2 separate regions of the Mus musculus genome follow, and region 2 is linked to region 1. A link is a loop called in an ENCODE intact Hi-C map of the cell type or tissue named here. Cell type or tissue: heart. All regions are shown on one strand.

Region 1 (8,000 bases):
GCTGGAAGAAGGGCAGTGCCTTGTACTGATTCTCTGGACGGAGTACAGTGTTTTTCTGTAGGTGGTTTGCTCAGATTGTAGATAACTGGGTGTCAGCCAGGGAGGCAACTTGGTGGGAGGCTCTCTCTTGTGTCCCCTGTATGTCCTTACTAGCTACTCTGCCTCACTAACTCAAAGGCCCTGAGAAACCATGTACACCTTACCTTTTACCTTGAATTTTGGCAAGTTGGGTGGAAATGCTGCTCTGAACGAGGCTTAGCACAGCCTCAGCTTGCCTCAGGTCACCGTTGCAGGTCTTCCCTGTCCCATGTCTTCTCTGCTGGCCACTCCAAAGCCATGTTGTTACTTAGTTTTCTCAATCTAATTCCTGTGACAGCAGCTGCTGATGGTGAAGTTGACGTGTTTTCTTTCTTCATCTCCTTCATGGAATTTTAGTGGCTACAATACCTTTATTGGTATTTGCTTTTCTTGTAAATATGCCCAGTTTATTGGCTTTAAGGAGGAAATAGAGTGGCTTTAAGGAGGAAATAGAGGCGAAGAGATGGACCTTTGAAATCGTGCTCTTCTGTGCCGTTGTGTAGCGATTCCTTCCTTCCCAGGTGAGTAGTTCTCCTCCCACACTGTTCTGTGGTCCCAGCTGTAGGACCAGCTGTTTTATTGCCGTTAGTTACCATGGCGTGCTGTTCTCCCAGCTCTCTCTGCTTTGCCTGCAACGTGTCTATATGTGGAGTTCTTCAAACAAACTACAGAACCTGAGTTCTCGGTGGCTTAAGTTGTTTTATTGCAGTTTTGCCAGACTTAGCATTTTGAGATGGCCCTTGCTTTCCTTGAGTTTTTTGTTTTATTTTTGAGCCCTGGTCTTCTGTTACACATCTTGCCCGCTGCTGTGAAGTCTGCCCAATTTCATTTTACGGCTGACAGACGTGAACTTGTTCTTGTTCCTCATTTTGTCCTCTGTCTCCATGAGCACAGCCTCTTCCTGGAGTCCCCTCCACTGATTATTCTCTCGGTTTGTTTGCTATGTCCTTTTTCCCTCTTCTACTTTCAAAACTCTTTCTTTACACGGTCCTTTCTCTGGTTCTCTTTTGATTACTCATCACTCAAAACTGAATATCTTTTAGAAACCATTGGCAGGGAAGTGACATCCGTGGGACAGAAACACGGGAGTCCTAGTGTAGACAGGCAGCCTTTCCTTTGTGTAACAACTCCGCACTGTAACCTGTGGTCCTGCTGGTGATGCCCACACTTGTTTTCCTGATCTGTGGCTACCTCTCTGCTGCCTCCCACAAATACAACTTAGCCATGAACCTGCTCCTCCTCCCATCTGTGCCTCCTTAGGGATCCGTATTTGCCCCTTACAAGTCGCAAAGTCCCAGTCACTGTGGGAAGGCACTTAGGTCATGGAGTTTAGGTTGTACTGGTGGAGTCCCTTTCTGTAACGTGCAGGTCCTCTGCCTGCGTCTTCCTCAGCCTTGCTGAGCTCCACCTCCAAGGGTTCTGACAGTGTGCCGCTTCTTCAGGGATTTGAAGCATCACTGTTCTCATTATACCAATGATGAGGCTTGCTTTGTTTTCTTCAGAGCTGGCTCCAGTAGGAGAAGGGAGAATGCCAGTTTAATGCCTCCATCTTAAAACGTAGGCTCAGAGAGACTGCTAAAATATAGGGCGCCATGTCGCTGGGTAAAACTCTATAGTGTTTGTTTAATTTTGATTATTACAAAACTCCCATTGTTAGTTTAAACCCATGAGGCCCGTGTGTAGGAGCCCCTGCTTTCTTAGGTGACCTGCAGGGGACAGAGTGACAGTGTATGCTTTGGAGTATGACTTTTTGTCATTTTTCTTTCCAGAACCAGTTGAAAAACGCTGTGTCCATTTTTTCTCAAATCGTGAATCCAGAAAGCATAGTGTGTATTAACTTAAATGTAAGTGATTTCCTTATAGTTGGTGAGTTGAGATGTGGTCAAATACCTACTGTTTTTGTCTGTGCAGTGACCTGATTGCCCAGTGTCGTCATTCTGGTCAGAACAATAGTCGTTTACCAAGCTCCATTCTGGGAAGAACCACTCCTGTGACAGAAGTCATCACCACAGGGCTTCCAGGAGTTTATGAAGGGTGTGTGTGTGAGTGCATGTGTGTTTGTGTGTGTGTGCCTGTGTTTGTGTGTGTGTGTGTGTTTGTGTGTATGTGTGCCTGTGTTTGTGTGTATGTGTGTGTGTGCGTGTGTGCGTGTGCCTGTGTTTGTGTGTGTGTGTGTGCGTGCGTGTGTGTGTGTGTGCGTGCGTGTGTGTGTGTATGTGTGCCTGTGTTTGTGTGTATGTGTGTGTGTGCGTGTGTGCGTGTGCGTGTGTGTGCGCGTGTGTGTGTGTGTGTGTGTGTGCGTGTGTGTGTGTGCGTGCGTGTGTGCGCGCGTTGAACGTGTGAGACACATGTGAGAAGGCTGTAGATTAAGAAGGCATGGCTGGACCTACACAGTTCTTTCCCAGGCCCTGGATGAAGCCTGTGCTAATTGCATCCCGTCTGTGACAGCTAACTCGTGGCACGCCTGTGACTGGTATGCTAGTTTGCTTGCTGTGCAGTCAGTAGGCATGGAGGAGACATTATCTATTTAATTCCTGTCACACTATCAGCCTGATGAGGGACATCTACCCAGTGGCTTATCTGGGCTTCTGTGCCACCTGTGTGGGGCCTTATTAGGGACTGTACTCATCCAGCAAAGACATGAAACATTTGAGCAGGAAATGACAATTTTTCTCCCAGAACTCTGGGAGCAAACTGTCACTATCCCTGGTTTTAGAACAGGGAATCAACTAAGGCATTTTGAGCCACTGGAAATGAGGACTGCTTTGCCATTACAGAGAGTGCATCCTCCAGCCGGCCGGCCCAGTTGATCCTTGCCTGAGTGTTGAGTACGTGTGTGCTGTGCGGAGTTGTGTAAGGCAAGCTCCCGACTTTTTCTTGTTTTATTTCTTCTCTGTGTGCATCATGTGTATTCCCAGTGCCTGCAGAGGTCAGCCAGCAGGGCATGTTTCAGTCTGAACCCCAGAGGCCTCCTTCACTCTCTCCAGCTCCTGGGGCTCCACTTCAGCTCCGCAGCCAGCCTGTCTCCAGGCACCCACTGCATGGCTGTAGCTGGCACAGATCGCCCGGGAGCCTCCCTGTTTGTTTCTAGTCTGAGAGTGTATTCTTCAGCCTAGCCCCTGGATTGCTTTAGGAGACCGCAGATGTTGAGAGTTGGAACTTGAAGAGTTTGAGATGGCTCATTGATTAAGCACACTTGTAGCTCTATCATGGGCTCCACATTTGACTCCTAGTACCCCCAGGGTAGCTCCAGCTCTAGGGGGATCCGATGTCCTCTTCTGACCTGTGTCGCCAGGTTCCCACAGTTAAGTAGACAGCAGACTGTAAAGCCCAGGGTCTTTCACTTCTCCAGAAAGGTGAGACTATGAAACTAGGAAGGCTGTGTCTGTCATCCGGGCCTGGGACTCACTCACTACATCTGGCAGTCGTGGAAAGATCATGGGACTGACTAGCATGATCCGCTACAGGTGGCCCATTCTGTGGGTTTCAGCTGCTGTTCATACCTGTCTCTTGCAGTTGTTAACAAAAACATAGTAATTAACTTTTTCACAGTCAGACAGTGTTTTGGTAGGAATATACCTTAAGCCTGCTGAGAGGGAGAAGAAATGTCTTAGTTAGGGTTTTACTGCTGTAAACAGACACCATGACCAAGGCAAGTCTTATAAAGGATAACATTTAGCTAGCGCTGGCTTACAGGTTCAGAGGTTCAGTCCATTATCATCAAGGCAAGAACATGGCAGCATCCAGGCAGGCATGGTGCAGGAGGAGCTGAGAGTTCTACATCTTCATCTAAAGGCTGCTAGGAGAATACTGGCTTCCAGGCAGCTAGGATGAGGGTCTTAAAGCCCACACCCACAATGACACACCCACTCCAACAAGGCCACACCTCCTAATAGTGCCACTCCCTGGGCCGAGCATACACAAACCATCACAAAAGTCAAGCCTTGGGTTGGAGTCTGCACATGCAAAGCAGCATCTGCCCTCTGATGTGGAGGAAAGCCGCCGGCCGGCGTGGGAGTAGCATCGGCAGCATGGGAGTAGCATCGGCATGTGTGGTTAAGGACCACACATAAGGAACTTGAATTGATGTAAACTTCCATCTATCCTCTGTGTGAATGCAGTCAAGGAATTCTCTACTCTCGGGAAGCTTTATTAAAACGCTCTTAATCTTTAAGAAATCCCACTTGGAAACTCCAGATGTCCAATCTGAGTTCCTCATGTTGCATTATAAACCTGCTTCACCATCCTCCTGGGTTGATAAGGAAGAGACAGCTGACATTCACTGGGGAGGCTTGGCTTGCTCTTTTGAATGACAAACTGGCCTCAGCTTTCCCAAGGTTGTCACCTCCTTGGAATCTGTAAACAGTTTGTTAGCCTGACAAAAGGCTGTCCAGAGAGAGCGCAGTCAGTATCAGCAAATACAGATGGGGGCTCTCTTTTGTTTGGTCTGTTTTAAAAATGGGTGTGTTATATTACAATATGTTGCTTCTAATCCCTGAATTAGAGTTTGAACTTACATAACCCACCCACCCCCAACAGAATTTTATATCTGACTTGCATCTGCTGCCTCTATGACCCAGAGGGCCTGGTTCCTTATTTTCCCAGCTGGTACTTGCCACATCCTGCATTAATTTAGCCTATGATCTCATCGGGACACACGCATGTTCACTCCCCTGTCAGTCTCAAGAGAACCACAGGCCTTCTGAGCAATGCCACTTGACATCACAGATGAGTTCCCACTGCAGATACATCTGAAAGCCGCGAGGCCAGGGTGGGGCACTCTGTGATTGCATTTGGATATCTATCATCTCTCCAGAAAGCTGGCACACGACTTTAGAGACTCATTTGGAAGACAGTTTACCTTGCAGAGGTGCTGACAAGTGGCTAGCCTGCCCACTGCACTCGTGTGTGTGCTAAGACAGGTTAGGCCTTTAATACCGTGAAGTTCTTGGGGACCAAAATAGCCCTCCCCCGATGAGCTGCTTGGCTTGAGGTTTGCTTCTGTCTCTCAGGAGTCTGTTTATTGGAGGCTTGACCCTTACTGTGGTGGGAATGAGGTAGGAGACCTCTAAGAGGCAGCGCCTACATGAGGCTCCCTCCTTATGTGAGGAGCGGTTGGCAGTTAATGGTGTTTGGAAGAGGCAGAGGCTCTTCTCTTGAGGAAGTGTAGCCAGTGACATATTATATAAGCCACATACTTGTAGAAAGGCGTGTTGGGAAGAGGCAGGGTTCCAGAGGGAGTGGTAGGGGAGAAGGGAATGGAAGGCTCGACGTGGCCAAGAGTCATTATATACATGTGTGAGATATTTAGAGGGTGGCACCGAGGTCACAGGGGTGTGCTCTCAGGAGGGAGGAAGCCTTGCCAGGCCCCACCATCTGCCCTATACGGGCTTGAACACCTTCCCGAGCCGAGCTCAGGCTAGCTCCATGGCCTGCACCTCCAGCACCTTCCCGAGCCGAGCTCAGGCTAGCTCCATGGCCTGAACCTCCAGCACCTTCCCGAGCCGAGCTCAGGCTAGCTCCATGGCCTGCACCTCCAGCACCTTCCCGAGCCGAGCTCAGGCTAGCTCCATGGCCTGCACTCCAGCACCTTCCCGAGCCGAGCTCAGGCTAGCTCCATGGCCTGCACCTCCAGCACCTTCCCGAGCCGAGCTCAGGCTAGCTCCATGGCCTGCACTCCAGCACCTTCCCGAGCCGAGCTCAGGCTAGCTCCATGGCCTGCACCTCCAGCACCTTCCCGAGCCGAGCTCAGACTAGCTCCATGGCCTGCACCTCCAGCACCTTCCCGAGCCGAGCTCAGGCTAGCTCCATGGCCTGCACCTCCAGCACTTGGAGTGAATGAGCTTCCCCCCTTCTGAAGCATCGGTTCTGTTACGACAGTAAAGATGCAAATATCCCAGCACACAGGCAAGACTGAAGAAGGGGGAAACAAAATGGCTAGTGTAGGGTGGAAGGGTAACACTGCCTCTCACAAGGACCCCGGCTTCAAAAGCGGTTATTCCTTTTGCTTTAATAATTTCATCAAGTCCAAGAAATTGCCAGGTTTTTATTTTAATGTACACATCAGTCATATAAAACAACATGGTTTATTTCCATGATTAATTGCTATGCATTCATTCAATATGATGTTTTTTTCCAATTATTTCTTGTGTTACACATTATTTAGTAGCTGACAAAGGAAAGATCCAATTTTACAGAAAATACATTTTGAAGATAACATCAAATTATAAACAGTGATTAACATTGGTTGATGAATTCTCAGTTATTCTCATTTTTAAAACCTTTTCTCCTGTGTCTCACATTGTCCTAGTGAGTACTGATAATTACAGGTGAAATGAGCCTTGCTTTTCCATGTGCTGTGTGTGTCGGGCTGATAGGAATTCGTTAGCAATGTCATTTTGAAAACTTGGTGCCTAGTTTTGAAGGGTCTTTAATGGGTACAGTGTAAGTAGGCTTCACTGAGACATCAGCCAGGGTTTAAAGTTGGGGTATTTATTTTGTTTTCTTGTGTGTGTGTGTGTGTGTGTGTGTGTGTGTGTGTGTGTGTGTTTTCTTTTGTGGAATTCAGGAATCAAACTCAAGACTGGTGTATGAAGCACCTCTGATATGAGCTTCCTCTCTAGTCCCACTATGGCGATGTCATTATCTATATTAAAGTACATTTTGGCTGATGAGTGTACATGCAAAGCACTTAAAAAACATGTATATGCTAACGAATTAGGGAATAGTATTTAAAAGGGGTGCCTGTCAGCTCAGGCGTACCTCAGCATTGAAATGCCAGCTCAGTCTTCTCTGGTTTTTATTCAGATCTTGATCCACATCCAGTCAAATATGTTGGAAAGCCTGTTAAAGATCTTAGAGGACTCTCTTGACACAAATTTATCGAAATTTGTAAGAAGACACACATTCTCAGAGGAAGTGGTAAGTGTGCCAACGCTGCAGGTGACACCGAGTGCAAGCTCACGTGCTCACCTGGTGTTCCGGTCCCGAGACCACCTGTGCAGCAAGAGGCCAGACACAGCAGTCTCTCTTGCGTGGCTTTTGGACTTCTCAGGTCCCTCCCATGTTGCTCTCTCCCTGTACTATTCTATAGGTCCCTTCCCTCCTCTGAATAATGACTTCACACCTTTTCAGTTTTCTCTCAAGTATCCATACCTTTCCCTTGCTCCTCGCTCTCAGGTAACCCTTGCTTCCTTTGGTGGGAGGAAATAGAAGCAAACTGAAGAAAGCGACTAGCACACTATCAGCCATTCAGATTTTGAGCTGACCCATTTTTGCAGGGTTAGTGATGGACCTGAGGCTGCTGTTGAGAGCTCTGGTCCATATAATAGACCTGTCAGTGGCCTCCTTGGCATGTCCACCCCAATGTTTCACCTCCAGAATAGAATTATGGATCGTTCATCCAATTTTGGATCTCCCTCTCCTCCCCATAACACTCCCTCTCAGTGTCCATCGTCACGTTGCTAAGACCCAAGTTAGGAGGGTGACATTGATCCCCTTCCTTCAGCTCCTTAGAGGGAGTCCTTCACTGTCACCCCACAGTGTGCCCCATGTGCAGTCACCTCCGCATCTCCTGTGCTTCTCCCAGTCCCAGTCACCGTTTGTTCTCTGGGCTTATTCTCTGTGCAGCTTGTGAAGTCTCCATCAGACAGTCACCCTCGCCATCCCTGTGGCTTTTAGGTGAATCCCAAGCACCATTCTGTGCACTGCGTGAAGCCCTGTATAACCTACCCCACTCACTGCCCTTGCTCTCTGTGTAACCTGTCCCACCTATTGCCCTTACTCCCTGTATAACCTGCCCCACCCACCGCCCTTACTCCCTGTATAACCTGCCCCACCCACCGCCCTTACTGTATTTTATGGATGCTGTTGGCCTCTGACCTCCCCGCTTATGTCTCATTGTAAAACGTGTGCTGTTTTGA
Region 2 (8,000 bases), 600 kb after region 1:
TGTTTGTCTCCAGCTGCAACAGTTCTAAGCTCTTAAGTTAACAATTGGGCTGCTGAGGTGGCATAGTGAGTGCGTTAAGTGATTGCCATGCAAACCTGATGACCTTAGTAAACCTGAGGACCCAGGTAGAGGAGATCCTCCAACTCCTGCACGTGCCAGTGGCAGGCCCGTTGCTATGACTGCATAGAATTTAAAGAACAGTATCCTAGTTAAGGCTTCCATTGCTGTGAACAGACGCCATGACCAAGGCAACTCCTAAAGGACAACATTAAATTAGGGCTGGCTTACAGGTTCAGAGGTTCAGTCCATATCATCAAGGCAGCCCTCCAGGTAGGCATGGCACTGGAGAAGGAGGAGAGAGTTCTACATCCTTTTCCGAACAGATACTATAGTTTTTACAATAAAAATATTTGAGGTGCATTTATTGAGTGTCCATTCATGTATTAGATACATAAGAGACTGAATTTGAAGATACTTGTTCTTATTACAGGAATGCAGAGCAAATGAAAGCTTTTTGGAAATTATCTGGGATTTCGGAGAAATCAGACAGTGGAGGTAAGGGTGTGTTCCCTCTGTGACTCTGCTGCCCCGCCCCCGGCCGTTTTTTCTACCTTTACTTATTATGTGTATGAGTGCATGCAGGTGTGATCACAGGACAGCTTGCAGTAGTCAGTCCTCTTTCTTCCACTTTGTGGGTCCTGAGGATGGAACTCAGGTTTTGAGGCTTGGTAAGGCATTGCTGAGACATCTTATCTTGCCTTCGGTTTTTGTTCTTGTTTTTGATTTTCTTTTCTTTTTTTTTTAAGGCTTATTCACTGGAAAGTTTCCTCTTGGATTTTCATGTTTCAATTCTAGAACTGACCACTAGGTGGAAGTTAATACCCTACATAAGAATGTACAAGCAGAGATTCAGATCAGTTTTTATTCTTCTCTGTAAGAAAAATAACATAATTGTATAACTGCAAGATAAATGCTTCTAGTTACATAAGAGAAATGCTTAGTAATAGAATTAAAAAAACAGAACAGAACAGAACTCTCCCCATAGATAGCTCAGATAATTGCAAGTGATTGAGCTTATTCTGATAGTGGGGTGCCTTTGCTTTCCCCTCTGCAGTTACATAGAAACATGACTTTGACAGAATGCTTGTCTGTCTGTCTGTCTTGCTGAGGGAGCCTTTCTGTTCATTCCTTTGGAGTTAACATTAATCTTCAGTGCTGTGTGGCAGTTTTAAGGAGAAACAAGTTTATTGTCTCCTACTGACTGCATCTGTCTGTGTTCACCATATGGCTAGTTATCACTCCAGTATCTCCTCTCAGATTGTATCTTTAAAACTAGTGTACAGTTTCCATGACAACCAGCTCCCTATAATGAGGTAATCCTGGTCTCTCTTAGTAAGAGAGAGCCCATCTTCTTAGTTAGCCTCCACTCATTCTTCTTACTGAGCAACTGCTTTAGCTCTTCCAGTTTTGTTCAGCTTTTTCATTTTGAATATTTTGAGAATATCAGTGGTTTTTCTTCTTTAGTATTTCTATACAAAGGACCATCAGCAACTCTGGATTGTCTCTTTATTTATATCTCTTATGCAGGATCAGATTTGCTCTAGAGAGATAACCAAGCTGGTCTGAAGTTCCTTCTGTTGTTCAGTACTTACAGGTAGCATTTTAGTCAGTAGCTTCAGTGACTTCTCTCCTACCATAGAATTTTTTGTAAACCACACTGAAATTTTTAACTTAGACTGAAAGTAAATCAGAAATCCTGTGTATTAGGCTTACAGCCAACCAGCAAGGAAAAGAGAATGTCTTGTTCCTCTATTTAAAAGGCATGTGATAATTGTAAATACACCAGAAAAGGAATTTGTTCTCTCAAAAACAAGATTCATGTATTCTCTTCACGTATTTAGTACTTTTCCTACTGTTATTCAGGTATAAAAAAGTCCTATGTGAGGAAATGGGAGAATTTTATATATGTGATTTTGATGTTGTCAGTTAAACCTTTACAAAGAAAGACCTAGATTCAAACCCTGTAACAAAGTTTCTCTTTTATCTCAGTGCCCAGGACAGGAGCAGGAGACAGTTGTAAAGCTTAAGGGGGGTGGGGGTGGGGGTGGGGCTGCTCCTCGAAGGCGCTGGCCGCGCGGCTTTACAAAGCTAAGTTATTGATCAAGTGTACGACTTGCAGAGCCTTGTGGATAATGGTTAAACATTCTGCACTGTGATGTGCATCACCAGGCATGAGAGTGGAGGGCAGACCAGTTACAATACTTTATTCCCTAGTTCTCTGTGGTGTTGAACTTTATATAGGGGGATTAAAATGTCTTACTGCTGCTACTGAGCAAGTCTGTCTACTTCCCCGAACAACCTTCCTAATGCTGAGACCTTTTAATACATTTCTTCATGTTGTAATGACCCCCAACCATAAAATTATTTTCATTGCTACTTCATAACTGTAATTTTTCTACTGTTATGAATCATAATGTAAATATCTGATACACAGGGTGTCTGATAGTCGACCCCTGTGAGAAGTTGTTTGACTCTCAATGGGATCATGGCACTCTGGTTGAGAAACCTTTTCCTAACCCAAGTTAAATGAGGTTAGAAACCCTTCTAGACTTCTCCTTTCTTTCCTTTTAAATAGTGTGTTCTTTGCCTTGGCCCTACTGCAGACCCTCTTTCCTGTCACCTAGAGCCTTGATAAAATGTTGTATTGCCTTGCAGTTGGTCTCCTTACTTTGCATCTATCGCCTCCCCTCTCTTCTAGGACATTAGTCTGAGATTGTCTTCCCTTGGGTGTTACCTTTGTTATGTCATAACTTTTGATTGTGGCCTGGTCCTCGCTACTATTCTAGTCTCATCTGCAAGTGTTCCCCACTTTGTCCTGTTCTCCAGATACTGTGGTATAGGTGTGGTTCTCTTAAGTCTGTTCTCACAGGTTTCTCTCCATCCCGGTGCCTTGTTCTGCCTAAAGTGCACCCCGGCATGCCCAGCGGTATATAATGTTCAGTAGAAACGTGTGTTTTCAGACACCATTTATCAGATTCATTAGTGTCACTGAGTGCCTACTTGTACTGTAATCAGAATGGGATACTATAGTGTGTAGTTCCTACTACCTTGCCTTACGCTCCACGTGGACCGCACTACCTGCCCTGCCAGGTTCCCTTGGATCCTTGGGACACACACACACACACACACACACACACACACACACACACACTCACACACACTAGCTTTTTTATATATACTTCAGCTCAGTGGCCGGGCTCTTTTAAGCTTCTCTCAGCTATCGCACCCTTCCTTTCACTCCCAGCTCAGCACCTTAAATCTGCCCTTAGTTGCCTTCCTAAACTCCTTCCTGCTACCGCAGGCCCAGTCAGGGAAGCAGCCAATGGCCATTCCACTGCAGATCTCACATGGCTGGTGTCTGTTTTCCCTCCAAAGCATGGTGACTCTCTAGTCCTCTCTCCTGTGTCTGCTAGCCTGCCAGTGGAAAACTTGCGTGTGTGCCCAGCTCATTGGCTGCTAGAATCTTTATTGATCAATGAACAGATTCTTGATGAAAACATCAGAACCACCTCCTACAGGATGCATTGAACAAATGACTATATCTGAAAGAAAGACTTACAGTATACCTAAGGGGTAATGTTGTATGAGTAAAATTTAAAAAGATGTGACCATCCATTTAGCTCGGTTGGTGAGAGAGAGCATGGTGCTAATAAGTAAAGACGAGTATGGAATAGTGAGGCTGATGCCGTCCTCCCATCCCTCCCTTTCATCCCCCTGGACTGCATGGTCTGGTATTCAGCACTCACTTCTCTTTACTTTGTCTTGTCCTGAGTCTGTCCCCAACGTGGACCCCCCAGTCCCAGCGTTTCCTGTGTGCTGTCCTCTGTGCCTTCCTTCATCTTTGTTGACTCACTTTAACATGAATGAATCACAGGCATCTATCTAAGTAGTATCCATCTTTGAACATTACTGTTAGGAAAAGGATAGATGAAGACTTCTTAGTGGGGACTGGTGAGATGGCTCAGCAGTTAACTGAGCTTACTTCTCAGCAACCACACGGTGGCTCATGACCATCTATAAAGGGATCTGATGCCCTCTTCTGGCATGTAGGTGTACATGCAGACAGCGCTTCTACATTTAACTGGGGAAAAAAAGATTATATAGTGCAAATTCCGGCTCACTGAATAAGATTTGATTTCAAACAGGACAATGGTTTGTTTACTACATGCATCTTAAGAATTTACCATTGGCTTAGTAAGTTTAGCTTAGACCAGTGGTTCTCAACCTATGTGTGGGTTGAGACCCATCTAGAGGTTGTATATCAGATATTTATATTATGATTTATAACAGTAGCAACAAAGGTAACTTTATGGTTGGGGGTCACCACAACATGAGGGCACCATGTTAAAGGGTTGAAGCATAGGGAGGTTGAGAACCGTTGGCTTAGATGCTCATTTAGCTTTATTTGGTGTGCAGTGTATTTTATCCATTATGAGGTCTTTCTTCTTTTCTTTGCAGGTTCTGGATCCCTCAGAGCAAAATTTGATCTTTCAGAAGGACCCAGCAAACCTACAACACTGGCAGTGCAATTCCTCAGTGAGGGCAATACGCTCTCAGGAGTGGATATTGAGCTTGTGGGTACTGGCTATAGACTTTCCTTAGTAAAGAAGCGCTTTGCCACTGGTAAGTAAGTGTGGGAACATGGAGAACACTGGTGCTCTAGCAGTTTATAATTTAAAAGCATGGAATATTCCCCCCCTCCACCTTACACAGACATGCACACACACACAAGTTGTCAGGTAGAGGCAGTCTTGATAGAGTGTTTTCTGTTATCAGCATAGATATGATTATAATGACTTGTCAGTGACAGGCTGGAACTAGAGTTCGGTGTCTGTAACCACAAAAAGCATTGTGGCCATTTGAGTATATTTGAAATTGTAATTAATGGTCTGCTTGGTGTTTTTTAGGACGATACTTGGCAGATTGTTGATGGACCCCGAATGCGGTTTTCTCAAGGGAATAGTGTGCACCTGCCACTCTGCCTCGCCTGTTCCTTCCAAACACTATTTTTACTTGTATGATGTCTTTCAAATTTGCTCTTTGAAAGCTGACTACAAACATTAACTTGCACTTTCAAAGTGTCATTGAAAGAAATAGCACTGAAATGACCTTGTACACAGTAAATGATCAAATGCAATATTCTGGAAGCACATTAATTCAAATTGTCACTAAAATGAAGTCTATTATCTTCAGTGTCTGTGTTCTTAAAAAGGTTAGAATGTAGTAACAAGCCTAACATTTCAGGAGAGCAAGCACAGAAGTTATTTAGCTTTCCATAAGTATTTAGACTCAGAGTTACCTTTGAAGTTTCGTAAGTTTTATGTTGAATAAATATAAACAGAACGTGAATTTTTAGGCTTTGAATGTTAACTCAGAGCTCAATCTAATTGAGTTATGTGCCATAAGGAAATCAGACCAGAGTCCAAGTTGTATGCAAACAAAAACCATCCCTATAATTTTATTCTCATAAGCATATTAATAAAGTGTAAATGGTGTTTTATATGATCTTTGAGATTCTCAAGTGCAATGTGTTTAAAATAAGCTTACAAAGGACTGCAGAACAACTTACTTCTGCGTTAATTAACTTTATAGAAGTTGTGATTGTTTTGATGAATTAATGCTGTAGATTTAATTTATTTTTATATGGACTACATAATGTGTGCCTTTTAAAACAATAACAAAAACCAGAAATGTGCCTCTCTAGTTTGTGTTAATTAATGTGCCTCACTTTCTCCTCACTCTGGATCTTGTATTCAGATTCATACAGTGCTCAAGCATATTTAAAAGATATTTGCAATTTTTAAAATACTTTTGGCTTGTAATTGAGAAGAAAATTCAAAATAACTAAAAGATAATTTATACTTAAAAATCCTGTCTCATTTCTTTAGTGATGTACCGTAGCCACTAGAAAAACAAATCAGCCTAATGGAATATGTTTACTGGGAATAAAATTACCTTTAGATATTCAACATTGACCTCATTATAAATGCGTGAAGCAGACAAGCTCTGAAACTGTGGTGATAAATTGGTAACTGGTATTTTAACTGTAATTTAGCATTTCCCTTGACCCTACTTATCAAAGAGAATTTACACATTATTGTGTTGTAAACACAAGTTTCCTAGCATTTTATAAATAATTTTTTGAAAAGATTCATTTTAGCAGTGAGAGAAGTACTGTCACTTGTTTTATTTTAACAATTAGAAAGTTGTCAGATTCCCATATGGTAAAAATAGGTCAAGTATGTGAAGTGGTGAAGGATTGGATTAAGAGATTCTGAAAATGAACTGTTCATACAGAGTAGTAGCTTTCTAGCAAATTCCGATTAACAAAAGAAATATATGTTTTAGACAAAGTTTCATAATTTACAAATGGGAATTTATGATAAATACCAACGTCTTTTTCATTTTTCATGGAAATGATAGCTTGTGTTATATCTGGTAAACCATTATATAAAACACTAATTTTGTTAATTTTGTTAAGCTTTACAGAAAATAATATCCCTATTACTAGACATTAATATAACGTCTTGCTATACTAAACACAGCAGAAATCTATTCCTTTTCACAGTATGTAATACAAAATGAGCATTTTATAGTCAGTGTTACTCCAATTCTAAATTTAGGTTTGACTTAGGTAGACATAAGACAATTTGATCTTTACTAACTAGCAAAATTAGAATTTCTAACTCTTATGTTCTTTAAAATGCCAGTTACAATTACACTTACTAAAATCTGACTAAATCTGCTTTTATTGGGCAGTTGATGCTTTAGTATTTGAAGTTTGACACTGCTGCAATGTCTGTTTTTAATCAGGTGTTACCTTGAGATGTTAAACTGCTTGGAATGGTTAACCTTGTGCACTTTCTTAATCCCCATAGCCTTTATACTGAGTGTCAACATGCAAGTTTATATTGGGTACAGGTTACAATTTTAAAGCCATATGAGTTTATAGTGATTCTTTTTTCCATTTAAAAATTCACTAATGTTAAAAAAAATTTAAAAAAAGAGGCCCAGTAGATTCAGTGGGAGACTATCTTATCTAGCAAGCTGGTTCTTGCTTGTGTACAGTGATAACTTTGTAGCTGCTTCTTTAACTAAGAATTTGTAAACACAGAACTCTTAACACATGTGAGCTTTTAAGGATCGTTATTTACTACTTTGGGTTGTAATTAGAGCACATCTATCTTCCAAAATTTTGTAAATATTTTTGATTTTTTTCATAACATGTAAATATTACATAAAAGTTGTATTCCTAATAAACATGTAATATATAATTTAGCAATTGACTTTGTGCCTTTGTGTCCCTTTTAATAGATGATAGATGTTAGGACAGTCAAGCAGAGGAAGGAGATTGACTTTTCACAAGTTGGAAGTTTAGCTGGCTGGGGTCTTGCCTTGAGGTCAACACTCCCTTTATCCCAGTTAGTATCAGGTTCTCCTTAAACTTTTCATCTCCTAGATAAACACTGGGCCTGGCCAAGCTCCTGATGCTTCTCACATTGAAGGCTTGGTCGGCTTCCTTGCTCAGCTCGTTTGTTTTCATTATAGATATGCAGATGATCTCTTCGATCATTAATAGCCACACAATAGAGTCAATATTCTAGGCTGTCCTGAAATCTGTGCCAATGCAATTAATCCAAAAGTTTTCAATTTAGTCTCAAGCAGACTTTTAGGACAGGGCAAAAAACAGCCACCATTTTTGCCAAACTATAGTCTCTAGGCCACTTACTCCTCTCTGGAATTTCTTGAGCTGGTCCCCCACAGTTCAAATCACCCTCTGTACTGTTTTCCACTTTCCAACCAGTATGGCCCATTAAGCCCTGTTTAAAAGTGTTCAACTGCTTTCTTAATTCAAAGCCCAAAGTCCACATTCTACCAACAACTAGCACAGTCAGGCTTGTCACAGCAGTACCCTACTTCTTTGTCTTATTCACTGCTCT

What was found. Peaks named below come from ENCODE experiments on the same cell type or tissue, not always from the same donor. Only the 100,000 strongest peaks of a DNase experiment are listed, where the experiment ranks them.
Region 2: it touches region 1 in a loop (2.5-fold over the local background); 3 of 42 quality-filtered maps call a loop at or near these places.

The regions. Positions count from the first base shown.
Region 1 is chr13:99,320,560-99,328,559 of GRCm38, reverse strand. It overlaps Ptcd2 (pentatricopeptide repeat domain 2), which reads left to right. Exons shown (of 10, transcript NM_026873.2): 8 at 1,848-1,922; 9 at 6,886-6,999. Among named protein-coding and RNA genes, the nearest start is that of Ptcd2, 20 kb to the left of the region's middle. In heart, no CTCF peak of the experiment used is centred here; DNase peaks (open chromatin) are centred at 4,729 and 5,429.
Region 2 is chr13:98,722,744-98,730,743 of GRCm38, reverse strand. Fcho2 (FCH domain only 2) reads left to right here. Exons shown (of 26, transcript NM_172591.3): 24 at 491-555; 25 at 4,519-4,683; 26 at 4,968-7,338. The coding sequence ends at 4,990. Among named protein-coding and RNA genes, the nearest start is that of Gm9465, 8.5 kb to the right of the region's middle. In heart, CTCF peaks have their summits at 876 (motif pointing right) and 4,100 (motif pointing left); no DNase peak of the experiment used is centred here.